Regions from separate parts of the Homo sapiens genome. Here region 1 is linked to region 2. Evidence: chromatin loops called from intact Hi-C (ENCODE). Cell type or tissue: PC-9. All regions are shown on one strand. Links, peaks and the distances in the headings refer to the core of each region. The heading gives the core; the rest is flanking DNA.

Region 1 (4,404 bases), core at 283-4,282, 180 kb before region 2:
GCATACAAATTAGAAACCAAAAAAAAAAAAAAAACTGTTTCTATTCGCAAATGAAATGATTACATAGAAAATCTGAAGGAACTTTTCTTAAAAAGTGGAGCTGGGGGTACAGTCTTAAAACTAATAAGTAAATTTACCAAGACCTCAACCTACAAGGTCAACATTTAAATATCAATGGTATTTCCATACACTAATAATAAACTATATTGGAAAGTGAAATTTTTAAAAAATATCATATAGAGCAGCTCCAAAAAACAAACAAAAAATTTTAACTAATACTTAAATATAAGTATTTTCTACCCCCCTCCCTAATGGGTATTATCAGGTCGTGGGTCTCCCCCCATTTTACCGTCATGAAACAGGATCCTCCACCCCTGCCAAGTCCTAGGTTATACTTTATACATAAATAAAATATGCAATTCTGATGCACACACTTGGTGATGGCAGAAATCTGTGGAAAGGAAGTTCATAGTTGGTTTGGCAGAGCAAAAACACAAACTACAGACGGCAATAGATTCATGATTCAAGCCAATTAATTCAGAGGAAAGAGCATTTTAGAGTCATAGGTGACCACAAGAATGTAAGGACTCTGGTAACAGAAAATCTTGAAGTGGTGGCATTTGGATTTTCACATGGCATGAAATGAAGATTTGACAAAATTCTACATCTAGAGTAACCATCTGACTCAGCAATGACACCTATGTACTGCCACATTAATTAGGAGAACCTTCCAAATATGTCAAAGGGGATGCTGTCTCCTCCAGAACAAAAACAAAAAGATTTCTCTGGCTTCAGTTGTGTTTAGAGATTTTTTTTTTTTTTTTTTTTTTTTTTTTTTGAGACGGAGTCTCGCTCTGTCATCCAGGCTGGAGGGCAGTGGCGCGATCTCGGCTCACTGCAAGCTCCGCCTCCCTGGTTCACGCCATTCTCCTGCCTCAGCCTCCCAAGTAGCTGGGACTACAGGCGCCCGCCACCACGCCTGCTAATTTTTTGTATTTTTAGTAGAGACGGGGTTTCACCGTGTTAGCCAGGATGGTCTCGATATCCTGACCTGTGATCCGCCCGCCTTGGCCTTCCAAAGTGCTGAGATTACAGGCGTGAGCCACCGGGCCGGGCCTAGAGATTATTTTTATTCTCCTCTAGGTTCTGTGGCCACTAACAACTAGCTAGTGGTTTTGGGAAATTTTCTGGTGCCAGTTTATTAATACTTTCTAAATAGTGAAGCCTTGATTAAAACAACTTTAAAAATACTTTTATTATTCATGTTCCACCAGGAAGCAAAATTTTATTTTTATGTCAATATGTGCCACTAGCATTAAAAGAAAGATTGTTGAGTTGGTTTGATTGATTGATTATTCCAAAGGGTGGTAATACTTCTGCGAGCAGTGGGAAGTATGTCCTGTGGATCCACCCTAATGAGGTTCTGTGAATGTGACTGTGACCCTTGCCTTGCTCTGCAATGGAGAAAAATAATCATTATTCAGAAAGAAAAAATAACAAAACTTGCAATTGTATATTATGAAAAGTAATTGCAGCCTTTCTTGAACATTAAACAAAGGATACCCTTTTTAACACTTTTGAGTCAATGTTTTCTTTTCCTTCATAGGACAGCATGCATATGAGTAAAATAAGATCATGTAGGACATGGCAAATCTAATTAATATGGCTATACTCTCATCCGTCTATTTAATCTGTACAGCTATTTCATAATATAGGTTAATTTGCTAAATATAATATAACCTGTAATTTGTAAATCTATTGCCTAGAAATGAAAAGTGGTACCATATAAAGTGTGAATTAAGCAAAATGTATCTTTAATTCTATTCCACATTGCCTATCTATGATTTTCCCCCACCCCCCATCCCCATATCCTTCATCTAGACCTGTACTATCCAATAATGGAGCCATTAGCCACATTTGGCTATTGACATTTTAATTTATATTAATTAAAATTAAATAAAATTTAAAGTTCCAGTTCCTCAGTCACACCAGCCACATTTCAAGTCCTCTATAGTCACATGTGGCTAATAACTACTATATTGAACAGCCCAGCTATAGAACATTTTCATCATTGCAGGAAGTGCTAATGGACAGAGTTGCTCCAGACTCTGAGTCCTTCTGCTATCCCGTCTCTGGCCAGGATTCTACCTACCCTGGGCACGCCTTCCCAAGTGTCTTCAGATTTTTCTTCCTTCCACTAATCTTACCCTCATAACTTCCCTGAGCCTTCTCACGACGTCCCATAAAAAGCACAATTTTGTAATTCCTTCCTTGAGGACCTTTCTCTCAACTTAAATGACTTGATAAACTGGTTCATGCTTAGGCAATTTGTGAATGCTCAGAGTTCATGTGTTCTCTCTCCAAAATAACACATTGGTATTTTAGCTGAAAGCTTCTGGAGACATTATGCATTTACAGAAAGGGTTAACTCTCAAAGTGGTGGCTTTAGGCACCATGGTAGCCTAGAACCTTGGTGAACAAACCTTAGAATGCAAGTGCCTTTAGAGCACCTTTCAAATTACATTATCCTGGTGGCCTGTTCACCCACATTGGCCTTGGGCCACTATGCTGATTTGTCTCCTAGGAATGCCAGAATACCCCTCATTGTTACCACAGAGGCATAATATTTATGCATCTGACATGACGTTTATGAATAGTAGGTCAAAAGAAATATGTTTGTTTTTCTTGTAACTGTGAAAGTTGTTAGAGTTCAGGATAGGGTTTTGGTATCAGAATCCATTTACTCTGTTCATTCTGGGCTCCCTGCCAAAGTATCACACAAACAACAGTTAATAGCAAAATAAGAGATAATATAAGCCCCTTAGTAATAGCTTGACAAATGTTTCCTTCTCCCCCAGTATAATGCTTTGATCAAAACTGAACTAGAAAATGCAGCTTAGACCAAGAGATATGAAAAACAAACAAAAAGGCTTCTTACTCCCTAAGTAAGAGATGATTGGGTAAGCAGACAAACTCTAGTTTGCCCTGTGGTTCATTCACTGGGTTAGAAAGAGGCTGCTGTGCCTCAGGGGACAGCCCTCCCTTGCCTGCTTTCCACATACAACAAGAAAGACAAGAAATAATCCTTCTTCCTCAGAGGGCCCTGGCTCTTTAACATGCTCAATAAAAAAGGTAAAGAAGAAAAAGAAGATAGCCAGGCCAGCCTCAGAAGAAAGTCAAGTGCTGTGTCCAGTGTTCCACATCTGGGCTCAGCTGGTTGCTTCCTCATGGTGTCATTTAACTTACTTTCTATATGTAGAAATTTTATATAACTAAGCTTCCATTTTTACAAGAAAAATATTCATATCAATGGCATCTCTCCAATGTTTTGTTTGCTTATTTGGGGATTTTAATTATTTTTTTGTTGTTCTTTGAAGTAATCCATGCACATAGTCCTCATAGTGAAGTAGTACTAAAAGGTTTGTTTTAAAAAGAAGCAGTCCCCTCTCCTCTCCCTACCCCTCCCGGAAGCTACACTTTCATCTCTTTTTAGCTATTCCTTCTGGTTGTCACTGAATATTACAATATTCTGGTACTTACTGAATATTATTTTTAAGACATTTTGTTATGGAAAATTTCAAACACATGCAAAAGTTAGAGAGCAGCATGATGAACCCACCTTATGTACTCATCACTTAGTTTCAGTTATTATCAACACATAGTCAATCCCATGTTATCTATACAGCTACCCATTTACTCACCAACCTCAAAGGTATTATTTTGAAGCAATACAAGACAGCATATCATTTTAACCAAGAATATACCATTCATTGTATATCACTAAAGGAATAGGTCTCTTTTCAAATACATCTAATTCCAATTATCTCATAATTCTTCCTTACAGTTGGTTTATACAAATTAGTGGGCATGATGCATTTTTTGCTACGTCATTTAAATCTCCTTTTTTAAAAAAAAAAAATCTATAGTCTTAGTTCTCAACTGGGGCAATTTTGTTCCCAGAAGACATTTAGCAATGTCTGGAGATGTTTTTCGTTGTCATAACTTGGTTGAGGAGAAAGGGGGAGAGTTTCAATGGCAGGTAGTGCATAGGGGCCGGGATGCTGCTAAAAGCTCCAAAACACCAGGACAGCCCCCAACAACAAAGAATCATCTGGCACAATATATATAACAGGATTCTATTCCCTGCCTCCTCCTCTTATTTCTTGAAGGAACCAGGTCATTTGACCCCTAGAGTTTATCACATTCTGGATTTTGCTGAAGGCTTCCCCGTTTTGCCTTGGAACATGTTTCTCATTCCCCATACTTTCCGTAAGTTATGAATAAAGACAGAACACATGAAAGTACTAAGCCAATAGAGAATATTGAAACATCAAAATTTCCGTGTGAAAATGTGAATCAAGTGGTTGAGTCATAGGAGGGCCTACGGGTTTTTTATTTTTATTT
Region 2 (4,404 bases), core at 92-4,091:
AAGATGTGTACAGGTTATATGCTAATATTATGCCATTTTATACTGGGGCATTGAGCATTCATGGATTTTGGTATCCAAGGGAGGTCCAGGAACAAATCCCCCATGGATACCAAGGGATGACAATACTTATCTGCCCAAATTTTTCTAGCTCCTGTTTTTCTCTGTCAAAAGTCAACTTTCCCACACTTCTAGATTGTATTCTCTGGACTCTTTGGGAAGCTGCTTCGGAAGCCACAGCTCATGCGTAGCCTGTGTGATACAATATACAAATCTCAAAGTGGTGGAAGAAGCCGGAGACTCCAGGCAAGAAACTGGTCTGTCTCAGGTGCTAGACACTCATGGACCTGTCATGAGGTTGTGTCATGAGGCGCAGCAGCAGCAGCTAAGGCAGAGCAAATGGGTGGAAGAGGTTAAGGTTCTAGAGACAGATCAGCCAAGAGAATCTGCAGAACTGTATATGTTCAATATGCCTTCTACTCTTCTAGCCAAACAGCCCAGCCATAATGTTTGCCCACTGGAGCTTTCGGTTCTTGAATTATATTGTGATTGTGAAGGTTAATTAAGTATGTGTGTGTGTGTGTGTGTGTGTGTGTGTGTGTGTGTGTGTGTTGTCTCCCCAATTAAATTATAAGCTCATTAATAGCAGGTACCAAGCCTACATTCCCACGTATACCCATCTCTCAACTAGCATAGTATGAATGCATAAATGTCATCCCATCAGTAGTTGTTTGGTGAGGGAAAGACTGGAATATCCTAGAGAACAGTGGATCTAAGAGTCACTTTAGCCCAAGTGTACACAAGAATGGCCCCTTTTGGCTCCACAAAAGTATAGTTTGCACTTTGGAAAAAATCCTAAAGGACACCTAAATCATTCCCTCATCTCATCCTGTGTTTTCATTTCCTGAACAGTGAAAAATTAAAATGATATAGGTTCCAAAACTACTCAGAATAAATTGGCTCTTGTTTTTTTAAAAAGAGAGAAAATGAACTCTTTTTCTATCCAAGAGGAAATTAATAAGAATTAGGTGTTTGTTCATCATTCAAATTTTACCTTTTTCTGTAAACAAATATATATTTCGATTCAAAACCATGCAACATGATAAAACGGTTAAGACCACAGACTCTGGAGATAGTCTCTGGTTCAAATCTCAGCTCAGCCACTTACCAGCTGTTAAGAGTAACTTAACTTCTCTGTGCTGTCATTTACTCACAGATAAAATGAAGGTAACAGCACCTACCACAAAGGGTTATTATGAACATAAAATGAATAGGCATATGTAATGCCTGAAACATGGCAAGCCGTATATTAAATGTTTGCTTAATAAATAAACGAGGTAATGGGACTTGAAAAGGAAAGACAGAAACAAGCAAAATTATATACTGTTAAGAACTAGAAGGGTTTTTGGAAGGCAGCTATTCTAACTTTCTTTTGTATTCCTTACTTGATATCTCTCTGTCTTTAAGGATTATTACTAATTCCTTCCCCTACAATATTGCAGCACTTGACTTGTATATAAATCTCCTTGTTCTGGTTGGTTTAATATGTGATTGCAAATTCTTTGAGACCAGAGACTCTAATAGTAAATAGCACATTCCTGATCATATATAAGTGTGGAAATTCTAGTGAATAAATAAAGCAAAAGGTATGAAGAGGTGGAGTTAAGAAGCTCAGCTTAAGTTTAAAAAGTAAGTTACTAACTAGATAATATCTAGCCTGCACTCCAAGAAAAGCATTTTATTGACTCATTGAAAAATATGTGCGTCCCACCCAACAGGCTGATCTTTTTATTTCCCCATTCTTCTGTCACCACAGCAGGTGTGGCTTATCATTCTGGACTCATCTTGACTGTTCTATTTGCCCGGTTACCTCTGCTTCTTTCTCTCTGTCTCTTAGAACTCACCTCACTGGGTCCTTACCACCTGGCTCTATTTCCTAGCTTTACGGCTGCTCTAGAGAGATCACAGAATGGCCCAGGGCAAACCCCAAACCAAACACGTTCCAGCTTTTATTGCAACTAACATTTTGCTATCCCTAACCAAAGACCTGGAAGTGTCTCTTCCAAAGGAGGAGATGTACCTTGGGGGTCACATACTGGCCCCATTACTACTTTCTGCAGTTCCTTCCATGGTATTCCTCATCACCACAACCCCTACCCAGTTAACCACTTAAGGATCCAAATATAAAATTATAAATGTAATATGAGGATGTTTCAATACACCACCTTTATAAAGAGATCACTTACTCAATTCCATTTGGGTTGACCTAATATCTGTAGCCATTGGGCCACATCAGCCTTAGAAAGAAATCATGGTGCCATGTTTCATACAGAGGCATTTTATTTCAAACCCACCCCCAAGTTTGCCTGGAACTTAAATCCTATCAGATTCTGTATCTTCTCTAGAGTTCTGGGTTTCAACATTCTATTGTGTATGGATTTGTACCATGGGTTGGAAGAAGAGGGAAACCTTTTCTCATCCACTGTGATATTTGCTATATCAAAGGAAGCTAATAGGAGGACGTCTTCCAGAGAAGAGCTTTGAACTAAGCCTCTGAGATATGCATTTATCATGACTTTCTGGAAGAATATGATGAGCAACTTTCTCAAAGCAAAGTGCACATCTTACTAGAGAACATGGGATTAGGGAAGATGAATTTCTACTCTCTTGTTCACTATACCCTGTGTCCGTAGGATTTCCTGCTAAAATATTTGTGATAACTTAACCTCAATGCACAGGTTAGGCAATTGGACCACTAGGTCCTTTGAGAATATAAAATATAATAAAATTTTAGAGGGACCTTAAGATGGTGGATTCTAATTTTTGGACTTAAAGTAAGGAAACATGACCAAGAAAGGTAAAATTAGATGGTCACAAAGCTCATTAAAATCAGAATTTAGGATTTGAATCCAGACCTCCTAATTATATTGACACTGGGTTCTAGTGCAATGATACATAGTAATAAAAGTAACCTGAGAAATTATAACATTTTATAAACTATTAACACAACCAATCAATGCTTAATAGCAACAATGTTTATTATTTTATTACAAATTATTCTCTGTGTAACTCTAGTGTGTTAAACTCTTTGGACAATCAGACAAGGCTCAGGTGTGTCTGAGCTAACAGGAACAATTAACAGTTTGTTTATTCTTTCCTTCCCATGAGTTGCATTTTATAAACTTATAACAAGGTTAATCATACTACAGAGAAGAGGTGAGTTTGTATCTTGCCTTCCCTGGGCAATATAACAAACCTTATAAGTGGGGAGCTAAATGATAAGAACTCATCGACATAAAGAAGGAAACAATAGACACTGGGGTTTACTTGAGGGTGGAAGGTGGGAGGAGGGAGAGAAGCACAAAAAATAACTATTGGGAACTAGGTTTAATACCTGGGTGATGAAATAACCTGTACAGCAAACCCCTGTGACACGAATTTACCTATATAACAAACCTTCATGTGTACTCCTGAACCTAAAATAAGAATTTTTTTAAACTGCATCAGTGACACATAAAGATAGAAAACCAATTAAAATGCTGGCATACTTTTACATACATTGGATGATTATAGGTAGCCACAGAGATGAGATTCCCAGGTATAAAGGGACATGTTGTTTAAGTGGGAATGTTCCTGGCATTTTTCCTGCCTTTTCCCATTTACATGGGGTCCTGGCTTCTGCCAACCCTGCGCTCGGAGAATCTCTCTGCCATAGCCAGACTCACCCTGTCTTTTGTAATACAGAATCAGAAGGAAATGGTGAGGGAGATTCAACACAAAGGACGCAGGAAAAGTTCTCCAGCGTTGGAAAAGAGAAGCACCACAAGGTGCAAAAGAAGAGGATGAGAAATGAAAGAGAACAGTAAGAGGGGTGGCTCTGAGCGGTGTATCTTCTTCCAGAACTTAAGAAATACAAATTCAGTATTTGTATTTAAGTAATTCTAAAGTATTTTAGAATTAGTTCTTGCTTGCTGGACTATGTTTTATTAATCAAGCATCACTCTGAAGTAAAGCCATGTGGGCAATTATGAGAAATATAGTTTAAGTTATCTTCAGTTTTAAATTCTCTTAAATTTATATTCTATTTTTATTGTTCCTGCCTTTGCTTTTTGAGAAAATGGTCCTTTTATTAACACATAAAAGTTCTAGATCTTATTGTATAATAGCTTGTAGAAATCATTCTCGTAATACATAGTCTTTCACATGCACGTGAATGTTCATTGCAGCACTGTTCACAATAGCAAAGACATGGAATCAACCTAAATGCTCATCAGTGACAGATTGGATAAAGGAAATGTGGTATATATACACCATGGAATACTATGCAGCCAAAAAAAAGAATGAGATCATGTCTTTGCAGGAACATGGATGGACTGGAGGATATCATCCTTAGAAAACTGACACAGG

Evidence for each region. A loop is a pair of places that touch in the nucleus more often than their neighbours do. Peaks named below come from ENCODE experiments on the same cell type or tissue, not always from the same donor. Only the 100,000 strongest peaks of a DNase experiment are listed, where the experiment ranks them.
Region 1: it touches region 2 in a loop (10-fold over the local background); 1 of 110 quality-filtered maps calls a loop at or near these places.

The regions. Positions count from the first base shown.
Region 1 is chr3:102,161,724-102,166,127 of GRCh38, reverse strand. LOC101929411 (a long non-coding RNA gene) reads right to left here and starts at 2,423. Exons shown (of 2, transcript NR_135549.1): 1 at 2,153-2,423; 2 at 1,257-1,454. In PC-9, for the core only: no CTCF peak of the experiment used is centred there; DNase peaks (open chromatin) are centred at 547, 2,307, 2,627 and 2,937; H3K4me3 peaks cover 538 bases; H3K27ac peaks cover 3,792 bases.
Region 2 is chr3:101,981,950-101,986,353 of GRCh38, reverse strand. The region is part of intron 2 of RDUR (RIG-I dependent antiviral response regulator RNA); the gene reads right to left. Among named protein-coding and RNA genes, the nearest start is that of RDUR, 43 kb to the right of the region's middle. In PC-9, for the core only: no CTCF peak of the experiment used is centred there; a DNase peak (open chromatin) is centred at 1,713; H3K27ac peaks cover 634 bases.